2 separate regions of the Homo sapiens genome follow, and region 2 is linked to region 1. A link is a loop called in an ENCODE intact Hi-C map of the cell type or tissue named here. Cell type or tissue: Calu3. All regions are shown on one strand. Each heading gives the region's core, and the rest is flanking DNA. Links, peaks and the distances in the headings are about the cores only. Region 1 overlaps LINC02998 (long intergenic non-protein coding RNA 2998). Region 2 has its middle 63 kb from the start of LINC02998.

The links. Hi-C counts contacts between places; a loop is a spot of excess contacts. Peaks named below come from ENCODE experiments on the same cell type or tissue, not always from the same donor. Only the 100,000 strongest peaks of a DNase experiment are listed, where the experiment ranks them.
Region 2: a loop joins it to region 1, with 2.8 times the contacts of the local background. A loop is called at or near these places in 2 of 110 quality-filtered maps.

The regions. Positions count from the first base shown.
Region 1 is chr5:54,695,408-54,708,294 of GRCh38, forward strand. The region is part of intron 1 of LINC02998 (long intergenic non-protein coding RNA 2998); the gene reads right to left. LOC105378969 (a long non-coding RNA gene) reads left to right here. Exons shown (of 3, transcript XR_948330.3): 2 at 10,641-10,800. Among named protein-coding and RNA genes, the nearest start is that of LINC02998, 42 kb to the right of the region's middle. In Calu3, for the core only: no CTCF peak of the experiment used is centred there; a DNase peak (open chromatin) is centred at 5,984.
Region 2 is chr5:54,800,881-54,813,767 of GRCh38, forward strand. It overlaps the pseudogene CSPG4BP. Among named protein-coding and RNA genes, the nearest start is that of LINC02998, 63 kb to the left of the region's middle. In Calu3, for the core only: no CTCF peak of the experiment used is centred there; no DNase peak of the experiment used is centred there.

The sequences.
Region 1 (12,887 bases), core at 3,980-8,979:
GTGCCATTTGCAGAGGGTGCCACTGCCTTCACAATCCCTTTCTAGGCACTATTTCCTTTATTTTTGCCCTGATATGGCAACCCAAAAGTCATGCATTTTTATTATTTGTTTTTCTTAAAAATCACTTCCATGGAAATACAGAAGTGTTTTTTTGTTTGGGTTTGTTTGTTTTAACATAGAGTCCTGAAGGGAAACACTCAGAAAGTTGCAGTGCCTAGAAAGGTACTTCAGACACAGGCCGTTAACAAAATTCACACTAAGAAGGGTTGACCCATCAAGGCTGAGGACCACTGTAGTGTTTTTATACCTGATAAGGCATGACTTGCCTTCAACGAATGCTGCATTTTTCCTCATTGCTGTATCAGCGTACTCATTTTCCTGTATTCATTTATTTACATACCCACCCTCACTTGAGAGCAGGGTCAATGACCTTCTACTCTGTGCCAGGCAGGGCCCAGCACTGATGAGACTGCAAATCTAAATGCATTGGAAGAGAAAGAGTGTTCCCATGTATTCTGGATCCTACTGTTTGGGACGTCATGCAGATTTTACCAAATAATATCTTACTTTCCATCATCTTTATTACTCAAAAGTTGTGTACTGAGTCCCTGGCCCTTGGAGATCTGGATCAAATTAACTCAATCCTGCTCTCCCAAATCCACCACTGGCAGGAGCCCATGAGTCCCACGAGTCCTCACTTTCTCATGAGGTCCTCCTCCTAAGCTTGTCTCAACTATGTGCTATACCATGAGGACCATACCACAGAACACCTGCCCCCTTTCTGAGTTCCACGGAAAAGAAAATATGAACAGAGGAGTCTTTATGGGTGATTCTGGAGCAGAAATGGAGTCTCATGACACAGCAAGGCCAGGAACTTCATGTGGAAGAGCAGCCTTACCATGCCTCTCGCACAGCCTCAGCCGCCCCCATGACTGCATGCTTCACCTGCCAGTACCCGCACCTGGTCCTCTCCTCTGTCCACTTGGCTCCATGCTCTGTCTTCCTCCTCCTTGCATTTCTTCTCTTCTTGTCTATCTTCTCCCTTTATCCTCAGAGCAAAATGTGAATTTCTCTCATATCCAGTGCAAGCCAGTTTCACATTATACTTTGAAGTTTTGTGGCCAAGAAACACTCAAGCCCTCGGGGTCCCAAAACATTTCTAAGCAACAGCCATTAAGATAATAAAACTTCGTTTCATCTCATTATGTAAGGATCCCATAAAGTTTATAAATATTGCCAGATAGAAAGTCTTCTCAACTCTGCTTTCTATCAAGGAAAGTGAATGTTTTTGTATTCTGGGACAAAATCAAAACAGAAGCTAATTTTCAACTCATCAGCCTGGTTCTTATGCATCATGTGAGTATCAGTGCCAACCCTGCCCAAGCTATAAACTCCTGAATCAGAATGTCCCTCAGACATTCTTCCAGGGCTGCAGAACTTCCTTTTTACCTTCACTCTCTCCTCTCGTTTTTCCTTCTCTCATGAAAGAAAAATCAATCACTGATGAAATAAGCAAATGGGCAAAGTGGCATGCCCCTCCAACTCTGTGAGTCCCCTCACCCTCAAGCCCCTCCTTTTCTTGCCCTCCAGGCAGAAGTGTGGAGCTGCTGCTGCCAGCAGGCCTAGGCCAGAGGAGCACAAAAGGGCAGGGTTCTCAGCTTTAGAGCTGGGAAAGGACGGCCCAATAAGCGTTGGTGTGGGGAGAGGAAGAAGTATCTACTAACTACAAGACCCACTGACAACTGCTTGGCTCACAGCCTCTGAGGCCTGAATTTGAGGAAACAATTTTGCTTCGGATCTGCCAAGAAAGTGCATTAAGCACTTAGATCATTTACAATCCTAGTAGACTTTCCCCCTCGCATTAATTTCAGGGAATCCATATGCATATGTCTTTCTTTGACTGGCAGCCTGGGCAAGTCTCTTTCTCCAGGGCTCTGGGTTCCAAGTAACCAATTTATAGGGAAACTTTACAGAATCCTATTTAGTTTTAATGCTGGGATGCTTGGATGACACCACTGGTTGTCTTCTTTCAAAGGCTTTAACTTCCTTGTTCCCTCTTTTCCTTTAACCCCGTGGCTCCCCAAGCCAATAAAAACATCTAAAGGTAAATAAATCCATCAAGGTAGCTCATAACTGAAAACACTTATGTTATACTGGAACCAGTAAAATAGGCCATGTTCGGTTAAACTTCCCCAACTGCTCTTCTACCTCCACTCCCAAAACCAAAAAATAGCATGCTCTGTTTTTAAGAGTGTCTATTTTTCTTGTTAAAAATAGATGTTTCTACATTTAGTATTTGTTAAAATAAAAAAATCAAAAAGCTTACTTGCAAACCAGCAAAGAACCTAATGCGAAGAAATTGCATTTAGATTGATCTGGAGGGGACAAATACAAATGGGCTCTGCATTAAAATGGTTCCCACAGCTGAGGTTTCTGCTTGATTACGTTAAACTCAAAATGATACCAATGTGAGTGTCCTCAAATATAGGCTAATTTAATCAGAGTCTATTTTCAGTGGTTTGGGGAATGGGGCATTGCTGTGGTGAAGGAATAAAACTTTGTCTCTACCGACACTCATAGTAAGTGACCCTTAGTCACTTAGTGATTTTAACTAAAGCAACTTGGTCATACAGTGGCCTTCTCTAGGGGCACCGCATCTGAAACTCTCCATGGGATAGCCAGCAGCTTGTCCCCCACGTCCCTATTTTAGTGCTATTCCTACAATTTCCACCTTGTTGTAGATACTGCTGGCACTACAGTGGCCCACTATCATTAAGATAAATGGCCTGGGCTCTTAAAGTTAAAATGCAAATACTTTGAATCAATTGAGTGTTTTCAGCTGTGAAGAGGGATGGGCACTAGCTTCCCCCTCCTAAGAATCTAGACTTTGTTGGTTTCTCTGAAGTCATTGTCAAATATGGGAAGAGCTGGGATGAGTTTGGTAGGGCATATATCAAATATCAGGAGTCCTGCCACTCCTTGCAGCGTGATTTCTAGGAAATGTCCTGAAAGCTTGTCCAGATTGTCAGAAAGAACAAAGACTTCCTGTCCCTTAGATGAGGTTCTTAAAATTAGAGAATGTCTGAAGAAGAAATATCTGGACCCCAGTAAGGTACAGAAGCTCAACTCAGTGAAGATCCGAGTGTCACAGGCTGGGTCTCCTGAATAACAGACTTGAACACAGGAGGTTTACGCAGGAGTGCTTTGCAGATTGAACATGTGTAAGAGAAGAGAAGAAAGTAGGACTGGGCACAGTTGAACTGTGATGATGGATATCTCAATGGAAGACACAGTCAACCCTGCAGGGAGTTCTGAAGGTGAAATCACCTTCAGTGGTGCCCCCCATGGAGAAGAGGAGAGAAAGGGGATATTATGTCCCCATGTTGATTAGTCCCTGGATATGAGCCACCCAGGAAGGAAGTGAGTCCTTAAGCTAGGTGGCTCAGGGTCATCTCATCAGTTTGGAAGTGCCTCAAATCCTAAAGGGTGATCTAGGCTGACCATAACCACATCCATCATAATCCACACATTGCACTACTTGGACCCAGTGCTTCAAACAGGTTCTGGGAGCAATGCCTCCAGGATTTTAGTGGGCCTCTCTTCCAGAGGGAAATTTAGGAGAATAAGGTTAGTGGGATGAACTACAGCTGCCGATGATCTCAAGGCCAAAACAAACACTCATCAGGTCCCTCCTTTTCTCTCCATTCTGGATTTCTCTAACATTTCTGTGGACTCACTGGCTTATGTGGTCCTGTGAGTCAGACTTGGAAGGGTCTGAGCCCCTGATCACCATGCCTTTCACAGGCCAGGTTGCTGCATTTGACCATTCACTGTCACAATTAAGGAAAGGAATACCAGGAGGCACCCAGGGGAATCAACTGGTTGCTAACTATATTCCTCTGTGCCCTTATTGCCTAACATCAGGAGTCAATTACTTCTGCCAAGATGGTGATTCTTCTCCATACCTACCTGTCCCTTGCCATGAGGAGCTAAAGTGCCCAAGCAACAACCACAGCTTATCATCCAATAAGACTCAACAGAAGTGTCGGGCGACTCACAGGGAGTTTGAGGATGGGATAACTTATGCAGCTGTGGTGACCAGGAATTGGCCAGGACTTCATAACCAGTATTGATCAGTTGTTGGATACTGGTCACCCCAGGAAATGTATGTGACTTTGGCCATGGAGCTCTCCATGGCAATCACTGGCCTCACTTTTTCTGTTGAAATGTATTTGGAAGTGTTTAAAGGCATTTTGTTTGTTTGTTTTTACAAAAGTTGGGTGGTGCTGTTGGACTTTTTGTAGTTTCTTATTCCTTGGAAACATGTTTATTTCTTTAAACATAATAAACATTTTGTAGTCTGTATCTTATAATTTTAACATTTTAGGTCTTTATGGTCTGGTTCTATTGTCTATTTTTTTCTGCTAGTTCTCATTTATGTTGTCATGTTTATGCAACAAGTCATATTTGACTGTAGACTGGTTGTTGTATTTGAAAAATAATTTGAGAGTGATTAAACTCTGAGATGACAGAATTTTTCTCTGGAGACCATTCTTATTTGCTCCCGGAGCTTTACCAGTAAGGGATCTGCTTAGTCTAAGTTCAAGGCTTGAGGCTCCTTGGACCATCCAGTTGATGCAAACCTGGGCTGCAAATCCAAGCAAAAGTTGTTTTCCTTTAGGCTTTCTATTTCCCTGAGGGCATAAACCTTGGATCTCAGTTTAATATCTATGGAGAGAATGGGCTCCCCACTATGGGTGGGCCTAGGTTTTCACTTTTTTCCTACTTGCTTTGTGAGGCCACCGAGACAGCACCTCAGTTTTGCATGTTTCTTCAGGTTTGGAAAATGCTATTGAGGTCAAAGCAGCTTTGTGTGCTCAACTTACTTTCCCGGGATTTTGTCTTCTGTACTGTTGTAGATTAAATCTTCACTATCTTATTAACTCTTGGATTTTTTAAGAGAAATAATGTAAGAAAATTATTTCACCCAGCTTTTTAATAACTGTCCTTATTGGGAAGGAAGAAACCTCTAGTGTTTCTTGCTTGTAGTCAAACCCTGTGGTATTTTCTATGAGAATTCAAGGTGGGTGGGGGAGGCATTTTATTAAATACCTTAAATTTGCAAGCTTCTTTTGCTCATTGAAGTTGAGGTCAAGTAAGTCATATATTAGCTGTGCATTTTTCTAAGAATTTAGAATAAATAAAATTTAAAACCCACACTAAGCATGGATCTGATTTTCTACTTAGAATGTAACAACATAAACATAAGATTTTAATCAAATTATCAAAATTTCTCTAAATCCAATAGGATATGATACCTAAACTTTTAAAATAAAGCTGTAGAAATATCTATATCGTCAACGGTATTTTTAAGTTCTTCATGGCTTACCAGTTTTGATACCTTATTTGAGGAAAAGAAAGTCCGCTATTTTTTCAATATAGTAGAGACATCATTTGCAGTGACAGGAAGAAAATTCAGGCCCTCCTTGTAATTAGAGAGCCGGCACATAGTAATTACATGAGAAAATCCTCTCAGACATAACAATGTAATTGTAACCATCCAGTGTAGGATAATTTTCCTTACCTAAAAAGTGCCAAACACAATTAATGTTGACTAACTTCCAAAAGAATAATGAACTTTCATCTCTCAGATTCAAAATTACTCCAGCCTAGAGAGACGAGTTCTTTATTTCGGGAACTAGTCACCCGCAAATGGACCCTCATGACATAAATGAAACCCAAAACTCTTTTAAGTGCCAGATTTATTTCCGTGAGATCAATTTAAACCAAAAAGATTTCATTCTCTCAGAAAAATTATTCCTGCTTCCTTGCAATGCTGTGGTTTATAATAGAGTTATTATTAGCTTTGACCACAATTATGCCACTCTGACAGCTCCCACCTGCCTGGACCAAGAGTGACTTCTTATCCCTGGAATGCTGGTTACTCTTGTTCTTCATGCTACTGGGCTGGCACTCAGCATTGCACAATGATGCTTAGCCTTTTATGGGCATAGCTATTTCCTCAAGGAGACTGAACTCTTGGAGGACAAGGACCCTGCCTTGGTATGTCTTATTATAGATCCCGGAAGTGCCCAGTACTGGCCCCTTTTATAGAAGATGCTCAGTATTTGTTTGTGATGGTAATGATGATTCATGTTTGACTTGGGTGACAAATTAATTTTATTCATTCTGTTTCCTCAACCCCTAGCACATTGCCTGGCCCAGAGTAAGTACTCAAGAAAAGCCTACTGAATGAATGAACAAATGAATTAATGAATCATTCGAATTTTAAAAACTAGTTAGAAACACACACATACAGAATGGAGAACATTGTGAGCAGATTATTTCTTAGCCTTTGTTTTTAAAAATACAAAAATAATCTCACTTTCTTTTCTTTTCTTTTAGTTGACCACAAGAAGATAGGCTGTGACTTAATTGTTTTAGCCAAGTGCTGTTAAATCTCACGCTCCTTTTTCTTGACTCAGGAATACAGAATATAAATATAGAGTGCCCTCCTATCTCCCCAGTGTCATTGCCTTGCTCTGTGAACAAACCCAGAGGTCCAACGTTTGTGGAAGGCCGTCTTCTACTCACTTCAGAAGACGAATATGACAATGTGACCCATTCCCTGAGATGGTGAGTGCATAGGACATTGGAAAGCTGTCTTTGACCATAACAAGAGGAAGATGTCAAAATGATGTAAAGAAACAGGTTTGAACTTCAGCTAAAAGTTAAATGACCAGCACTGAATTCACATTGAATCCCTCCTTTGCTAAAGTATTACTTACCTGATTAGACATATTATCCACTAAGAGTCCTTCCAGCTCAAAGATTCAATGCAGTATAGTAGGAAATAATAGATTTTAAAATTTGAAGACCTGAGTGTCAAATTCTAGTTTCACCTTTTACAAGTTGTGTGACTTTGAGTAAGTCACATAATCTGTCTGACCCTTCAATTACTCCTGTGTGGACTGGGATGTACCATTCCTGCACGATTTCTCACAGGATAACCCGAGTCTCATTGAGGACATGCATATGAAAATGCCAACCACTAGTCAGATGTTAGACATTAATTGATAGTTAAGGAAACAGGGGCCCTGAGAAGATAAATATCTTCCCAAGAGACTCTAGAGATCCTCTGGCTGAGCACTTCCTGAAGCATTTCCTTGCCAACAGTGTTAGTTCCACAGAACACTCATTTCACAAGTGGCAATAGCCATGACATAACATAATCATTTTAAACAAGTATGGGAAATTCTGTGCTGAACAAAAATAAGCACATTCGTTAACTGCAGGACTTATCAGAGCCATTAACATGGTCATGTCCTTTGTGACTCTCTAAGCATTTCCTCCTCTTAATAGACAAGCTGTCACAAGATTAGGATTCCATGGAGCACAACATGGGAAATGCTGACCTAGTTTATTGCCTAGGTCTGATTTCACAGTCCTCTAATTCAGTGCTACTGCAAGTACCCAAATACCAGGTTGGTAAATATTTGTTCCTCATCTGTGATGAGAAAAAAAGCTTATGAAATTGTAAATCAACAAGTCATCAAAAAGTCTTGCTACCGAGAAAAAAAAAAAAGAAAAAAAGCCTGTCAGTGGAACGTAGTGAACTTATTCTGGTGCAAGCTCCACCAGTGTGCATACCAGCAGTGGTCCCCAGACTATGCTTTGAGTAACATTTCTCTAATTAATTGGATAAAGATGCAGCTTTAGTGAAAAAGCAGAATCTAAAGAAAAGAAACCTTTTTCATACCTTGTGCTTGGCAGCACATGTGAAGTCTGGAAGTTGTCTGATTCAGAAAGCTCCAGGCTCCCAGCAGTCAAAGGGTTGGCCATCAGGCAGATTGGATTGCTGGTTGGCAGCGTCCACCCGAGCCTTCCTAACTTCAGTTGCTAGTGCACTAACTGGACACAACCCTTAGTCATCACACTGGAGAGATGATCATCCCAACAGGATACAAAGCCAAGCCCTGCAAGGCTCCTTTCCAGACAAAAGCTGATCTAACTGAGCTGTACAAAGGGCAGGCAAATTAACTTCCTGTTAGCTCTGTAAAAATACTGGGGAAACTCTCCCTAAACAATAATCCCCAAGTGAGGGTTTCCATGAGAAAAAAGTGATGCAGTCAAATGAGGGAAACTGAAGAGTTTCAAAAAGGGCTAATTTGCAAAGATGTACTGGGTTAAAAGGAATAGTGATTGTTAAGCATGGAGTGCTATTACCACCCTTAGAGGGAAGGTCATTGGACCTGGAAGCTATGAAAGAGAGCTGCCTGCTTGACGGGCGCTTGGCCTTAGATCGTGGAACATGGACTCTGAGACTCACAGCCCTGCAGGGAGGGCAGGCAATGCCCCAACCTCACTTTTCCCTCTCCATGCAGTCTTTGCCCGTGCATCTCATTGGCTCTCTAACCAGAAGCCAGGGGACAAAGGAGCTTGTCGCTATGGTCCGTAAATGCCTATCGGCACAGCAGGGTGGACAGAGGATCTGGAAAGGTAAATGAAAATCATTCATCACAGCTCACCCCGTGTGCTCCTCTGTGGCTCTCGGCTTTGTGAGCAGCACATGAAGGGTGCTGGCCAGTGTGGAGAAGTGGAGAGCAGATCTGGAAGGACAACTGAAATCCATCTAGCACAGTGTCATTCTCTTCTGAGCTCAGAAAACAAATTGAGTTACAGTCGTGAAGGCTTTTGGTTTCTGTTGGCCTCTCTTGTCAAGACTTTTGCCAATCCAGTCATTTTTCTCCCTTTCAATGCTTTCATGGTGCCAGGGTATCAACATGCCTTTGTGCTGATCACAGTTTTTTCAGAATCCAATTCTCAAGACAAAATTAGGGTGGGTATGTTTACACACTAAAAACTCTGCTAATAAACACTAATATTTCAAGTATCCATCTTACTTATTTAATTTTTCTCTCATTTTTAGAGATAGGGTTGATTTGATGTTATTTTCATGTACTCAGACTCCTGATTAAACACATTTTCATGGTATAAATCTATTACTCTCTACCTAGCTACTTCTTAAAGCCTTTTTGCCTTTAGGGTTCTGATGACGTTATTACTGTTACAGACACATGGATATTAAGTGTTTACATTAAGCATCTGTCTGTAGGAGTGAGGCTGTGGATTCAGGCTGTGCAAGCTGTGAAATGCCTGGATGTGAGTGGAGGAAATGGCTAAGTAATTGCACTTTGTGCATACCCATTACAGCACTTAGAGTGGGCATAATGCTTGGTTGGGTGTCTGACCAGAAGCCCAGGAGAGAAGAAACTCCTTGGAAATAAATACTCTGTATTATCTTTCTCTGTATTACTTCCATTCTCTCCAATGATTACCAAATAGATTTATATTGACTAACTAACACAGTGACAGAAAGCCTACATCCAAATGAATAGTTCTGTTTTAACAGGATCACTTTTGGAGGCAATGTAATGGTTTCAACAATTGCTGGAAGATCTTTGTCTGCATCAACTTCTACTGGGCAGTCTCAGCCTTGGTAGTAGGAAATATTTGTTTTGTGAGCAGACTTTTTTTTTTTTTTTTTTTGAGACAGGGTCTCTCTATGTTCTGCAGGCTGGAGTACAGTGGCTATTCATAGGCACTATCACAGCACACTGCAGCCTCAAACTCCTGGGCTTGAGCAATCCTCCCAACTCAGCTCCTGACTACAGGCACTTGAGACTACAGGCGCATGCCACCCGGCTTATTTTTACATTTATTTTGTTATTTTACTTTATGGCTACCAAGTCTGGCAGTTATGCAACTGACAATAGTTTGAGTTAAAAAAAAAATTGGAATGATAGCACGGTTGGATCGGTGTTGCTGTGTGGCTGGGATACCATTTCAGGCTCAGTTGCACAAGTCAGACTCTATTCTAGCTAGTTCGAGCAAGAAATTATTTATTACAGGGTGTAAAATGGAGGCTTGAGAATAAATTTCAGGTTGTACTTCCAATAGTGACTCCCAAAACTCTACCCCAAGACTAGGCCTCCAAGAAGTTGTCTACCTTTCTTAAGATCGGGAAAATGCTGGCTCCCAAACCATATCATCATTGTCATCACTGCAGCCATTGAGGAGCCTCCCTGGTCAGGAGATGTCCCTACTGCTGCCAAGTGCCAGGAGTATGCCACATTTGGTATAATCAACATCAGTAAAACAGATGCTCCATGACTTGCCTTTCAACATCAAAAAAACTTTTTTGCCTATTTACAGGCAAAAAAGCCAAATACTTCATGTTTAATTACAGGTTCACAATCCCTTGTTTGATACCCTTGGGGGCCACATGTGTTTTGGAATTCAGAGCCGCAAAATTTTCTAGAGGAAAATGAGTACTCACCCAAAGTGGGAGAAGAAAAGGAAGACTATGAATGAATTCACAGCAAGGTCAAGTTTTGATGTCAAATGAATTTGTGCAAATTTATAAAAGTAAATCAGTGCTTAGAGTTTTGGGATTTTTGAAGTGTGGAGAAGGGATTTGGGACTTGCAGTTCACCGGGGGCTCTAAGTGAATTGCCTATTAGGGAGGTGATATAACAAAATTAAATATCCCCATGTAGACTCCATCCCCTTGTGGAGTTCACACTCATTCTATTCCCAATATTTCCTAAAGTGTCACCTCCTGTTTTCTCCTCTTCCAGTTTTACAACTTGAGGGAAAAAAGTGTGACTCTGAGATGTACCAGCTGTTAGGCCAGAGACAACCCTCAGATCACCTGGGACTTGCTCCTTGTTGCCTCCTCTTTGATCTTTGCATCAGAGGGCCCTGCCAGTCTCTGTCCTCACAGTACCCAGTCTCTTGGTAAGTGCTACTCTTCACACCTTCACACCAGCTCTAAGAAATAGATAGAAAGCTGACAATATTCGGCAGCTGTTCTCCTCCATGAACAATTGAGATAACTTAAAAATGTTCTGCAGCAATGTAGATCTTCTACTTTTTGCCCCATCCTTACTAAAAATGAAACACTTCTTGACTCCAAAAGATTGGTAAGTATTTGCTGAACAGAAGAGTAGTAGATTCATTTCCCTAAAACTCTGCTGTGGTCATGTCATATTTCTGCTCTACTTTCCAAAGTTCTTGCAGACTTTCAAACTTGCAAAACTTTCACAAGCCCTCCATGCACACTGAACAAAATCTTTCAGGACCTTTATGCTCTTCCTTCTGGCCTCTTCTCTAGTGTCCTGGAGATGTGCAATGTGGTTGCCCTGACTCTGCTAATCCTCTGTCCTTTCTTCCCTCTTTCCCTCGTTTCCTTTCTTCCACAGCTATTTAGTAAGCATCTTGTATGTGTCAGGCAGTGGATGTACAGTGGTAAATAGAACAGATACAGTCCCTGCTTTCATGGAGCTTTCGTTGATCCCCTACCCATCTCCTCTCACCACTTCAATATGTCTGTCCAACTTACAGTGCTTGCATTTTTTTTTGCCTGGGGTTTTTCTCTGGGCCACAGAGCTTACTTTGTCACACATATGGCAGGCTGCTTAAAGTGTTAGAGAATTAACACCCCCCTCAGCATCCTTCAGTCAGTAGCTGGAATACATAATTACCCCAGGCCCCTCACCCACTTGGGGAGGTATAGCCAGGAGGAGCAGGTTGTGTGCACTGAATCCCTGAATTCCGCAGCTGGACTGAGCTCTAGCTATAGTGGCAACTCTCTTAATAAAGAACCCTTTATCAGTTCTCTTTCCTTCTCTGTCTCTTTTCCCCATTCCTTTACTAAAGTTTCCTGGAATCAACTGCAAAATAAATTACTTGCACTTGAGTTTTATCTGGTCTGGCTTGGGGGGAGCCCAAAATTATTTTTCCGATAGCTTTACACTGTGTTATGTTTACATAAGAGGCAGCACAGGATGGTAGGAACACACAGATTTTGCATAGGTAGACCAGGGTTTGAATCTTGGTCCTGCCACAGACTAATATGTGATTCTGGGTAGATTTACAGAAGGGGAAGCTTGGTCTTTAGCACCGTATGAGGCTGATATTGATAATGACACATAGTTGGCATTCCAACTGAATTTTGTCTTTCCAAATATCTGTGTCTTGACTCAAGCTATTCTTATTGGCTGAAATCTCCCACCATTTTTGCCTATGGGAAATTTGCATTTGCCTCTAAGAGTCTGCCTCAGCCATGATGTCTTCTGTAATTAATGCAGCAAGGAGTGAGATCTTTTGTTCCTCAACTCTTATAGTATTGGTTATTAGGAGCATTTTCATAGCGCTGATCAAAAGCTAATCTGCTTTATAATGGTTTGTCTCCATCTTCCCTCCCCTGCTAATTGTAAAATTGACAGGGAACAGGAGCCGCATCTGGGTCTAGGACACAGCATTTTGTTTGCTGAGAGTCTGGTAGAACTTCCCACAGCCCACGGGTTGATGGAACTGTGATAACCAGCTCACAAGCTGGGGGAAAAACCAAGATCCCATGGCACCAAGTATTACACCCATGTAATTTTGTTACATTACTAATTATAAAGACACTGACATTTAAGAGTTAATAAAAAATGAACTGACCTTTTCTCTCCCAGGACCTTGGGACCCAAGGCAATGGGGAGTCAATCTCAGGGCAATTTCTGCCAATGAATTGTTCCCTGTAGTCAGACAAAGCCTTTCTTGTGTTCTTCCCCTCATTTCTCCTCGTGGGACCCTCCTGGAAGGTGACTGTCTTGAATGCTTTATTCATGGCCATGGTACCTTTTTGAGGAGGTTTCGTAGAGGAACAAGAGCTACTCTGGGTGCTGCTGCTGCTGCCCTGAGGCTGTTGGAGAAGCTTCCATAGGACCCACATGGCTCCCAGCAGCTGACAATTCATTTTAAGCCACCTGCCCTCCTGTCATCGTGGCAGAAAGGGGACAAAACACAACGTAAAATCACACAGTGTCTTCTTTTTA
Region 2 (12,887 bases), core at 3,773-8,772, 110 kb after region 1:
CTGCAAACATGCTTGGAACTTGTAGCCACAGCTAAGGCTGGAGCCAGATGCAAAGTTGAGAGAATTCTAAACTGTGCTGAAGAGGTGTCTGATGCAGCTATCAATTAAATTCTATGAGGACTCAGAAACATCTGCATAATTTGTGGGGCCCAGTGGAAAATGAAAATGTGGGGCCTCTTGTTAAGAAATTATTCTAATTTCAAGATGTGACACAGAGCATTCAACCAAACCCAAAGCCCTCTGAGAATGGGCCCTGTATGGCTGCACAGGTTGCATATCCATGGAACTGCTATTCTCTAGACCCTTAAGTAGCAAATTTGCCCCTCACTCTCACTCCCATTCCTCCCTTACCGCATATGTACACATGTACCAGGGACACCTGGCCACACCTTCTAAAGAGCACCAACATTGAGGAGCCTGAATTCCCCTCTGCCCTGGCTTCTGCCTCTGCTCTAATCAAAGCACCCATAAGCATGGCCTCCAGCGGTGAACTCCTGACCCTGATGATGTGTCCTGAGGTTTTCCCAGGCCAAAGTCAAATCTGGACAAAGAGAATTTTTCATAAAAATCTGTTCTTCCCACCATGAAGTTCTTTGTTCTAAGATTCTGCCCTTACTTTAAAAAATGGAATTACGGTGATAGTTGGATACTTTAAATTTTGCTAGGGATATTAATTTTTTTAAGTGACAGTCCTTTGTTAATTCTGGAATTAAAAAATAAATTACCAATTGATGAAAGCCTGAGACCAACCGGGTTGGGAGGAGGGAAGAGCAGGTAAGGGTTTCCCATCCAGGACGGGGTTGTGCAGATGTGATCCCTGCTTGAACAGGAAGCGAATAGGGCAGGGTATTTTATCAGTGGTTCAGCCCCCTCTGCAAGGTAAAGAACTCTCAATCTCTCTCAGCTTGAGTCTGCCCCTTGTAAATGTTCCTGGTGTGCTCTTTCCTTCATCCATTTTCTTACCAAGTCCCCATCCAAGGACCAAGGAAACGGCCCTGCATGGCAGGTAGAGTTTGAGCATTTGGGAAGTTCCCTTCCTAAACACACCTCTTCTATCCTAAATCGTTCACCTGAAATTCTACTACCAGTAATATACCACTTTGGGTAGAATATGAGCCTCTGGTTTATTCAGAGACTTCATAGATTAGTTCTTTTATAGTGCATTAAAACCCTAGGTAAGAAAATTCTGCCTGATGCATTGAAAATACTGTATGATTATTATTATTCTATTAATATCAGGCGATTATATCACTAAATCCTAACAAAACCCAGAGAGGTAGGTACTAATATCACTATCCCCATATTTTTGACTGATGAAACTAAGTTCAGAGAAATTGAATAAGTCACACTTCTAGGAAATAGAGGGCTATGATCCAAAACAGACCCAGAGTCGATTATTTACCCATTCTGCCATGTCACCAGACCTGGGGCACACCAAGGGACAGGGAGTGCAAAGCTGGGCGGAGAAACATGGAGGGTGGGGGACACACTAGAGTGGGCCATTGTGTTCCAACTCTTGCTGCCCCTCTGGATGGGCAGCACTCACTTATGAGCACTCGAAGTGAAAACACAAAGCCCTGTCCTAAGCTCTGCGTGTCTTTGTCCTATTTCTCCCATATCCTCATCTGTCCTGGCACTTCTAGTGTGACTCTAGAAGGGCCTACTAGAAGAAGCAGACCAAAAAGATCCTTGAGGGATACCATCTTGCATCTTCAGACCAGGGGGAGGACCTAGCATTTCATATACATGAGGCGCCTTATAAATGTTTGTAGATCTCTATGAGAAGGCAGCCTCAACCCGGTCTCTATGAAACAGCCAATGGTGTTTTTGTGTATCATAAGCAAAAGATCCATCATTCAGCAGGCCAAACAGTGGGCTCCCAGCCCACTCTCATCCTCATGCCTCTTCTCGCGCAGGGCTAAACCTCATTATTAATTATGATGCCTCTGAATGATGCAGGAGTGGATAGCTCAGTCCCATCCAAAATTCAGGATCCATCACCTGATATGTACCATCACCTTCCATCTACCCTCCAAATGTGTCCACTTCAGCTCCAGAAATCTGAAGAACCAGAGAGTAAAGCCAGCTTCTGTGTCACCTTCACCTCACCTAATTAATGCAGGACTATAAGGAAATGTACCCAGATGTTTGAGAAGGGACCGCTAAAGGTTGGAATCTGCCAAGACCTCTTAATATGAAAAAATGTTTTCAGGAGGTGAAAAAAAAAAAAGAGAGACTCTCCACTCCCAGCTTAGCCCAGAGTATACCTTCTCTTAAGCAAAAACCTGCCAGTCTTCTGATACTAACCTCTGCTATACACTTATTTATTCACCAGTCATTTGTTAAGAAGCAGTGACTCTGTTATGACAAAGAGTCAAAACTATTCCGTTATGCCTCTGCATATGGGAGAAGCCATTTCAGGCAGATTTTTCAATTTCTAAAACTTCAATTTTCAATGTTAAATGAAGTTTTGCCAAAAATATTTCTTTCACAGTTTGAGCCAGCACCAAATGGTAAGCATTATTTCCTTTTAATTGAACCCATCTGTAAATCAGTAGAATATTCCAGAGCCTCTAGAAGAAAACTTTCCAAACTCTCTGTTAATTACTTGATTAATCACTGAGGTTTGACATCTGGATCTCACACTGATATTCTGGCTCCAGCAGGCACACTCACAAACAATAACATGAATTATTATTGTTAAATATCTGTGTGTATCTCCTTCCAATATGGACACCAATTTTATGTGTGCAGTTGCAAAATTAAGAGGAAAAAGAGGAGGGGAAGCCAGACTGTTTTGTTTCGCCAGGCTGGTAATCCTAGCTCCAGAGACATTGTGGCTGAAGCAAGGAAGAGGCCCACATACTCACTGAGCCAAGTATGTCTGGCTTTTCCACAAAGAGCAGGCATTCTCCCTGCCCAGCTGATGGGGAACAAAACCCACTTACTGGATTTAGAGATGCTCCTCGACCTCCCCTGCATGTGCAGATTCAGGCACACACTGCCATCCTACTCCTTCTAAGTGCCTGGATTAAAACAGGCCTAAGAACGATTCTTGAGTTGCATAATGACCAAGCCAAGCTTGGGTTAAGCCTCTCATTCCTCCTCCTTTTAAACAAAACACTTGAAAGGGACTATACGATTCAGAAGTACAGACACTGGATAAAAGCACTTTTGGAAGAAGAGTAGAGAAATGTTCTTCAGCAACAGTTGTCCATGGCATTAGATCCAAGTATTTAAGGCATGGGTAGTCATCTCTAGGCCCAAACATGCTACGATTTCATTTATTCTGTAGGTTGTGAATTGTGTTTTCCTAAAGAGCAGTTAAAATTGAGTTGGGAGGGAAGTGTGACTCAGACGAACAGAAAAGAGATGGGGTGAGAACAAAACCTTTTCCATATGAAACATATTAGAGGCATCAGACTTCTGGGGACACTTTGACCTCATCTTTACCTTTGTGAATTTTCTGTCTCATTTTTACTCTCCCGATGTGTTCCACCTGTTAACACAAGGCAAAATATTTTCCTTAGATGAGTAATATGAAGAAATGAGCCTGCTGTCAAGTTTTGCTTGGTTTTTAATACATCCTCTTTTTTAAATGTCCATGTATACCACTAGCCAATCAGAGTTTCAAATATACCGTGGGATTTTCACTTTACCATGAAGTTTTTAGAATATACTTTTTGCCTAGACTTGGTAATAAGTTTATCCTTCATTGGTTATACAGGAAAACTCTTCATTGTGACTTAAACAGGGTTTCTCAATCTCTGCACTGTTGGCATTTTCAACCTGATAATTCTTTGTTGTGAGAGCTGTTCTGTGCCTTTTTGCATGTTTGGCAGCCTCCTTGGCTTCTACCCACTAGATGCAAGAAATATCCTTCCCCTATCAGCTTTGAAAACCACAAATGTCCCTAGCCTTTGCCAAATGTACTCTGGGTGGCATGTCTCCCCTCACACACACCCCCATCACGGCCTTCCCACCCCTATTGAGAAAAACTGGCCTCTGGCTTCAAGAAAAATCCTTAAAACATGAAAAGGAGATATAAGACACTGATTTGAAAGATCAAAATCTTTGGTTCCCAAGTATGTCACTATTTGAAGAGTATTTTAATAGAACCTATTCATTGTCTATCGAATTGCTATCCCCCCATCCTTCCCTAATTACATGGTAGGCTGATCCATTGATCTCTGAGTTGGTAGACTCCTCCCTCAGCCCTGGGAGAGACTGTCAGTTATGAGGACACCATTTTCCTTTGCCAGTGATTGGTCAAGGGATGGAAGTCATGTTGCCCATTTCTAGACAATGAGACATAAAACAAAAGTTTAGGGAGAAACTCCTCTTACAAGATTAAAAATGATGATGATAATAATAATAATAGAAGAGTCTCAGCCAGACATGGTGGCTCACCCCTGCAATCTCAGCAATTTGGGAGGCCGAGGTGTAGGATCACCTGAGGTCAAGAGTTTGAGACAAGTCTGGCCAACATGGTGAAATATCATCTCTACTAAAAATAAAAAAAAATTTAAAAAACTCTTTTAAAAAACCATTTTGCCATCCTCTATCTCTCTCTCCTCCACTATGATTCCTGCCTTCGAATGTAGTTGTATTGCTTGGAGCTTTAGCAAACATCTTACAATTGCAAGGAATTAAATAAAAGAATGAAATGTTAACAGCTTAAGGAAGGTAGAGCAGCAGGAACAGAAGAGCTCAGTCCTTGGTGCCATTCTTGAACTACTGAACCGGTCTTAGAATGCCCACCCCCAGCATGTTCATTACTTGAGATAATTCAACACATCTATTACCTACATCAATGATTGGCAAACTATGGTATGTGGGCCAAGTCCAATAACTAAGAATTACTTTTTTTTAAAAAAAGGTTGTTAAAAAGAAACAAAGCAAGAAGAATGTATGACAGAATATATATATGTCCTACAAAGCCTAAAATATTTACTATGTGACTCTTTACAGAAAAAGCTTGCCAGTCTCCAACCTGAACCACTAATAGAGGATGTCTTGCAGGTTTGCAGCCCAAAGCATTCCTAATACAAGTACTAATATCTTCATTTTAAAATTACAGAAACTGAAGCTTCACTTGGCCAATAGTAGGCTCAATTAGACAATGCAAATACAAATTTGTCATTATTACATTATTTATTTATTTTCTTTGTGAGACAGAATCTCGTATATCACAGCTCACTTCAGCCCAAACTTCCCAGGCTCAGGCGATCCACCCACCTCAGCCTCCAGAGCAGCTGGGGACTATAGGCACATGCCGCCATGCCTGGTTAATTTTTTTGTTTGTTTGTTTGCTTGCTTATTTTGTAGAGATAGAGTTTCACTATGTTGTCCAGGCTGGTCTCAAACTCCTGGGCTCAAGCGATCTGCCCGCCTTGGCCTCCCAAAGTGCTGAGATTACAGGCATGAGCCACTGGGCCTGGACCATTATTTTAATTCATTGTAAAGTTAAGCCAAATTGAGGCATCGTAAAAACATTCAACAAACTTTTCTGTCCCGTAGGGCTTCAAATAATATTTCTATTCTAGGCTTGATTTTTTTTTTTTAATTATACTTTAAGTTTTAGGGTACATGTGCACATTGTGCAGGTTAGTTACATATGTATACATGTGCCATGCTGGTGCGCTGCACCCACTAACTCATCATCTAGCATTAGGTATATCTCCCAATGCTATCCCTCCCCCCTCCCCCCTCCCCACCACAGTCCCCAGAGTGTGATATTCCCCTTCCTGTGTCCATGTGATCTCATTGTTCAATTCCCACCTATGAGTGAGAATATGCGGTGTTTGGTTTTTTGTTCTTGCGATAGTTTACTGAGAATGATGATTTCCAATTTCATCCATGTCCCTACAAACGACATGAACTCATCATTTTTTATGGCTGCACAGTATTCCATGGTGTATATGTGCCACATTTTCTTCATCCAGTCTATCATTGTTGGACATTTGGGTTGGTTCCAAGTCTTTGCTATTGTGAATAATGCCGCAATAAACATACGTGTGCATGTGTCTTTATAGCAGCATGATTTATAGTCATTTGGGTATATACCCAGTAATGGGATGGCTGGGTCAAATGGTATTTCTAGTTCTAGATCCCTGAGGAATCGCCACACTGACTTCCACAATGGTTGAACTAGTTTACAGTCCCACCAACAGTGTAAAAGTGTTCCTATTTCTCCACATCCTCTCCAGCACCTGTTGTTTCCTGACTTTTTAATGATTGCCATTCTAACTGGTGTGAGATGATATCTCATAGTGGTTTTGATTTGCATTTCTCTGATGGCCAGTGATGATGAGCATTTTGTCATGTGTTTTTTGGCTGCATAAATGTCTTCTTTTGAGAAGTGTCTGTTCATATCCTTCGCCCACTTTTTGATGGGGTTGTTTGTTTTTTTCTTGTAAATTTGTTTGAGTTCATTGTAGATTCTGGATATTAGCCCTTTGTCAGATGAGTAGGTTGCGAAAATTTTCTCCCATGTTGTAGGTTGCCTGTTCACTCTGATGATAGTTTCTTCTAGGCTTGATTTTATAAATCAAAATAGACAAAGCCTCCTGATGAAACACAATGTATTCAGTAGATAATTTCAAAAGGGGCCAGACTGTCCCAACACTACCTAGAGCACTGAGGCATTTCCTGCACTAGGAAATCAAACCTAGAGACTCCAATGAGGAAAAGACATTACAGAAAAACATTACGTAAACATACTCATTGATGTGATAAATTACCTCTTCTACATGCTGAAATAGTTCTTGTACTTCCTGCTGACTCACTCAGAGGGAATTCTCAGTGTAAAATATTCAAAGCTTTCCTCCTTTAACTCTATGCCCCAGGTTAATACTAGCATTCTCAGTGGGGCTAACATGTTCTGTACTACCTTAGTAAAGGGTTTAAATATTGACCAACTGATGTATACTGAGAAAGTCAGGTCCAGAAGATGACACACAGAGCCCATTGCAGAAAGCCCATGAGTGTTGTACAAGTCACAATCAACCACCCCGCAACATCTAACCATGGAGCTAGGATTGAACATTGAATCACTAGCAGGGCCTGACTTTTCTCAGTTGATCCAACCAGCATTTATTTGCTTTATATCCCAATGCCTATCCCAGTGCCTGACACATGGTAGGTGGTCAGTAAGAAATGCGAGCCCTCAATCTACACCCGGTACTGGTTGTGCTTCAGTGTTGGGTTGGTTTGTCGGCAGAGTTTGACCAGGTTCATCCATGTCTCCCAAGCAGCACATTTGTCCACTGGCTCGGCCACTGGAGAAGACATTTGTTCACACTGCAGGGCCCTGAAAAGACAGACTGGGGGGCTGCTGGAGCTTTGCAGAAGGGGTGTCACTGTGACAGTGGGAACTTTATGCTCCTTTGTGGCCTATGACTTGGGGTTGTGTGTTCCGGATTGGTCTGGGGCTTGATAAGGGGTTTTGCCTTTTCTACCTTCTGGCTCAACAACCAGACACACATGGCCACTGCAGCCACTTTCAGCACGAAGACCACGGCAGCCAAGGGTATGATGACCATCAGAGGGTAACTGCTCTCTCTGGGCTGTGTGGGTGCCCAAAAGCTGACTATTAGTGGTGGCTGGTGGCCAAATGACCTTGATGGCAGAAACTCTGCCATCCACACTGGGCTCTTCACCACTGTGCTGTCCCCAGGGATCTGCTTTCTGCCATCTGGTCTGGGTCAGTTTCCCTAAAGTTTCTGTCTGTGCCACAAGTCTTGAGGAAATCATAGGCTTTTCCTGAGAGAGAACTGGGGTTACAAGGTTGTCTCCAGTGACAAATAAAGGAACACCTGGTGTAAATGTTTGGAAAAGTGAGGGGTCAGGCGGCACTATGGTGAAGGGGAGATAACATATCACTGGCTGTACATGATCTGGCCTGAGCAAGAAAGTGAAGAAGTCATTCAGCATCCCCACGCCTGTGGGTGGAATACCAGCCACCCTTGGTCAATGCCCCTCTGAGTGAATACAGTAGCCTCTTCTATCACTGTGCTGTAGAACCCCTCTTCATCCCAGCCTTCTATGTACAGGGGGCTCTGTCACTTCAAATTTGGGATCACTGTCAGTCATATTAGCAAGCTCGATAGTATCGGGCGAAATTCATCCCAAATATTTCACATAGGTTCTTTTCTATTTTCCCTAAGTGTCGGCCAGTCTGAGAAATAAAGGGACACAGTACAAAAGAGAGAAATTTTAAAGCTGGGTATCCAGAGGAGACATCACATGTCAGCAGGTTCCATGATGCCCCCGAGCCATAAAACCAGCAAGTTTTTATTAGTGATTTTCAAAAGGGGAGGGAGTGTACAAATAGGGTGTGGGTCACAGAGATCACACGCTTCACAAGGTAATAAGATATCACAAGGTAAATGGAGGCAGGGCAAGATCACAGGACCACAGGACCAGGGCAATATTAAAATTGCTAATGAAGTTTCGGCCACGCATTGTCATTGATAACATCTTATCAGGAGACAGAGTTTGAGAGCAGACAACCGGTCTGACCAAAATTTACTAGGCAGGAATTTCCTCATCCTAATAAGCCTGGGAGCACTACGGGAGATGGGGGCTGATTTCATCCCTCAGCTACGACCATGAAAGACTACCATCCCCAAAGTGGCCATTTCAGAGGTCTCCCCTCAGGGATGCATTCTCTTTCTCAGGGATGTTCCTTGAGAAATTCAGTGATATTTCTCCCATTTGCTTTTGAAAGAAGAGAAATATGGCTCTGCTCCACCTGGCTCACTGGCAGTCAGAGTTTAAGGTTATCTCCCTTGTTCCCTGAACATTGCTGTTATCCTGTTCTTTTTTCAAGGTGCCCAGATTTCATGTTGTTCAAACACACATGCTCTACAAACAATCTGTGCAGTTAACGCAATCATCACTGGGTCCTGAGGTGACATACATCCTCCTCAGCTTAAGAAGATGATGGGATTAGGAGATTAAAGTAAAGACAGGCATAGGAAATTGCAAGGGTATTGATTGGGGAAGTGATAAGTGTCCATGAAATCTTCACAATTTATGTTCAGAGATTGCAGTAAAGACAGGTGTAAGAAATTATAAAAGTATTAATTTGGGGAACTAATAAATGTCCATGAAATCTTCACAATTTATGTTCTTCTGCCATGGCTTCAGCCGGTCCCTCTGTTCGGGGTCCCTGACTTCCTGCAACACGGTAGCATCTAGGTCCCTTCTTCTCAGCTGATGAGCCACTCTGTCGGCAATTTTCAGGTTTGGCATAACCCGCAGTAAAGGCTGCACTCTGATGTTCAGTGTTTGTCCTGTCAGGTTGCTTTCTGATGTAAACAGTGAGAACTGTAGCTGGTCCTGTGTGGCAGTGAGATTTGTCATGTGATAAAAGAGTCTTCCTGAATCCAAATCTTCCTGTCCAAAGTTGGTGACCACCTGGTTTTCAATCAGCAGGTGCCCATGTTGGAGGGGCCATGTTATCATGTAAGTGATTTGGGGGTTCCTCCCATTGGTCATGGCTGACAGGTGAGCATTGGTGATGGGGATGGTTGTCTGGCCTTGTGGGAGAAGTAGGTCAGTAAGGTTCACAATGCTGATGGAGATGGGAATGACATCCAGGTGGAAGAGTTTATAGAGGGTGTGGTGTGCACCATCTGTCACACTAAAGTAGAACATTCCAGAAGAAGGGCTTCCATCCTGTATGAACCACACCTGAGAGTTATCAATGTCAGCTTGTGTAAAATGGTGAACAGCTGTGTCCAGAAGGTAAGCCATTGCCAAAAAGCCATTATTAGGATTACGGATGATCATATATCTGATTTCATCTGGAGGACTGTCCAGATCTTCCATTTTCAGATGTTCAGGTCCCACAGCCAACCTACTGCCCTGCAGAACTTTCAACTGAAGCCCCTTTGTCTTTAATTCTGGTGCCTGGTCATTATAATAATATTACCTGGAGAGATGGTGATATTAAACATCTCTTCAAGAAAGTCAGCTTCTGGCTTGGGTGGACTTGCTCTTTTGGTTTGGCCAAACGACAAAGGTAAAATTATCAGCCAGTGATTCAGAGTCATCATGAATGTATGTAATTCCAAATTATTTCTTTACACGTCCTCTTTCTCCAGGTCTCTTCTATTTTATCTCATAAGCTTAAACAGTTGTACTGGGAGAAGGATGACAACTTAGCTTTAAAGTTGTATACTGGTAGAAACTGGGTTTACCTTTGGTAATATTTCTTTTTCCAACCATAATTGTTCTGTGGTGAGGAAGAGATGTCACTTGGAACCAAATTTCACAGGACGAGCACTGAGATTCAGGCAATTTAAATAAGAGGTTGGAGGCATCTAACTTAAATCGGCCAATTAGAACCTTGTCTCCCTCCTTGACAGAAGCTCCTGTTAAAACAGAAAGAACAAATTGGCATTTCATTAGAACTTTTAGATGACAACTGTAAAGCTCTTTTTCCCTCAAATTTGTCTTAGTGGATTACTTGTAACACTTTGGTTGCTCAAGTACTTGAATTAGCATTGCTACCCAAGGCATATTAAATAAATACATTTTAAATACACACATTCACACACAATTAAGCCAACATTTCAGGCAACTGAGCTTTAAAATCTTTTATATTCATTTATAAAATGTTAATTTCATAATTTATCTACTACCGGACTTTCTCTTGCCATGGAAACATGCAGCTTTCAATACCCCTTTCCTTTTAAGAACTTACCCTATTTGTCATTTTCATTTTCTATCCACAGTTTTCTGTCATGGGCACAGTGAAGTCCCCACTTGGAGGTGCAAATAAAATTCTTTAAAGCTAAGTTGTCATCCTTCTCCCAGTACAACTGTTTAAGCTTATGAGATAAAATAGAAGAGACCTGGAGAAAGAGGACGTGTAAAGAAATAATGTTTTATAACTGTTTAAGCTTTATTTCAAAGGTTGATATCATGGCATTGACAATTAACAAGGGAAAGATTTATTTCCAAACTCTCCCTACTTTAATAATTATAGATTAGGCACTGCTCATATCGTGGTGGCATTACCTGTATTTGCAAGCAGACAACTCTGCTGACCAGGCTCATTGATATCATATGAAATAGTAATACAGAATTCCTCGGGTCCCAGGGCTGCTGATGGGGAGGAGGCCGTGAATGTAAAGGAATCTTCCGCAGTCCAGCCAGTGTTCTCACAGTCTACGTGCTGGTATAGTATCAACCCTTCACTGACCTGACCAAACAGTAAGAGAAATTAGCTCCTGGTTTCAGGGGTGATACAAGGATTGACATATATCCTAACTGGAAGAGATACATGTCCTTTGAGAGTTCACTTTACTCATGCTCAAATTATTGCACATAGCCATCTAAATTCAGAAACATTAAAAATGTAGTAACTTATTTTTCCAACCTAGGGGATTCTATTATAAAAATGATCTATTCACCAGAAAAAGAAAAGCACATTGATTTTGAGACAACTAATGTCTAAGGTATTTGTATAATATTATAGAAAGTTTATAAGAAACTTGTACTTAACTTGCCAGAAGATTCAACAATAATCAACTCAGAATAAGTCTTGTTGCATATATACTCCTACCCACTTTTCTGCCCCATAGATTATTTTGAATCAAATCACAGACATCATATCATTTCATCTTGCTATGAAATGTCTGAATGTTGGTCCCCTCCAAAACTCATATTGAAACTTAGTCCCCATTGTGGCAGTATTGAGAGGTGGGGCCTTTAAGAGGTGATTGGGTCATGAAGGTTCTGCTCTCATGAATGAATTAACCCATTCATAGACTAATGGGTTAATGGGTTAGTGGGTTATCATGTAAGTGGGACTGGTGGCTTTATAAGAAGAGGAAGAAAGACCTGAGCTAGAACACTCAGCTCCCTCATGATGTGATGCCCTGCACTGCCTTGGAATTCTGCAGAGTCCCCACCAGCAAGAAGGCCATCACCAGATGTGGCCCCTCAACATTAAACCTCTCAGCCTCCATAACTGTAATAAATTCTTTTTCTTTATAAATTACCCATTTTCAGATACTTTGTTATAAGCAATAGAAAATGGACTAAGAGAGGGGAGGAGCAAAGACAGCCGAATAGGAAAAGCTCCAGTCTACAGCTCCCAGCGTGAGCGATGCAGAAGATGGGTGATTTCTGCATTTCCAACTGAGGTACCAAGATCATCTCACTGGGGAGTGTCAGACACTGGGTGCAGGACAGTGGGTGCAGCAAGGACAGTGGGTGCACCAAGCATGAGCCGAAGCAGGGCAAGGCATTGCCTCACCCAGGAAGCACAAGGGGTCAGGGAATTCCCTTTCCTAGTCAAAGAAAGGGGTGATAGATGGCACCTGGAAAATTGGGTAACTCCCAACCCTAATACTGCACTTTTCCAACGGTCTTAGCAAATGGCACACCAGGAGATTATATCCCGTGCCTGGCTTGGAAGGTCCTACACTCACAGAGCCTCGCTCATTGCTACCACAGCAGTCTGAGATCAAACTGCAAGGCGGCAGTGAGGCTGGGGGAGGGACACCCACCATTGCTGAGGCTTGAGTAGGTAAACAAAGTGGCCAGGCTGGGAAGCTCGAACTGGGTGGAGACCACCTCAGCTCAAGGAGGCCTGCCTGCCTCTGTAGACTCCACCTCTGGGGGGAGGGCATAGCCAAGCAAAAGGCAACAGAAACCTCTACAGACTTAAATGTCCCTGTCTGACAGCTTTGAAGAGAGTAGTGGTTCTCCCAGCATGCAGCTGGAGATCTGAGAACGGACAGACTGCCTCCTCAAGTGGGTCCCTGACCCCCGAGTGGTGTAACTGGGAGGCACCCCCCAGTAGGGGCAGACTGACACCTCACATGGCCAGGTACGCCTCTGAGACAAAACTTCCAGAGGAATGATCA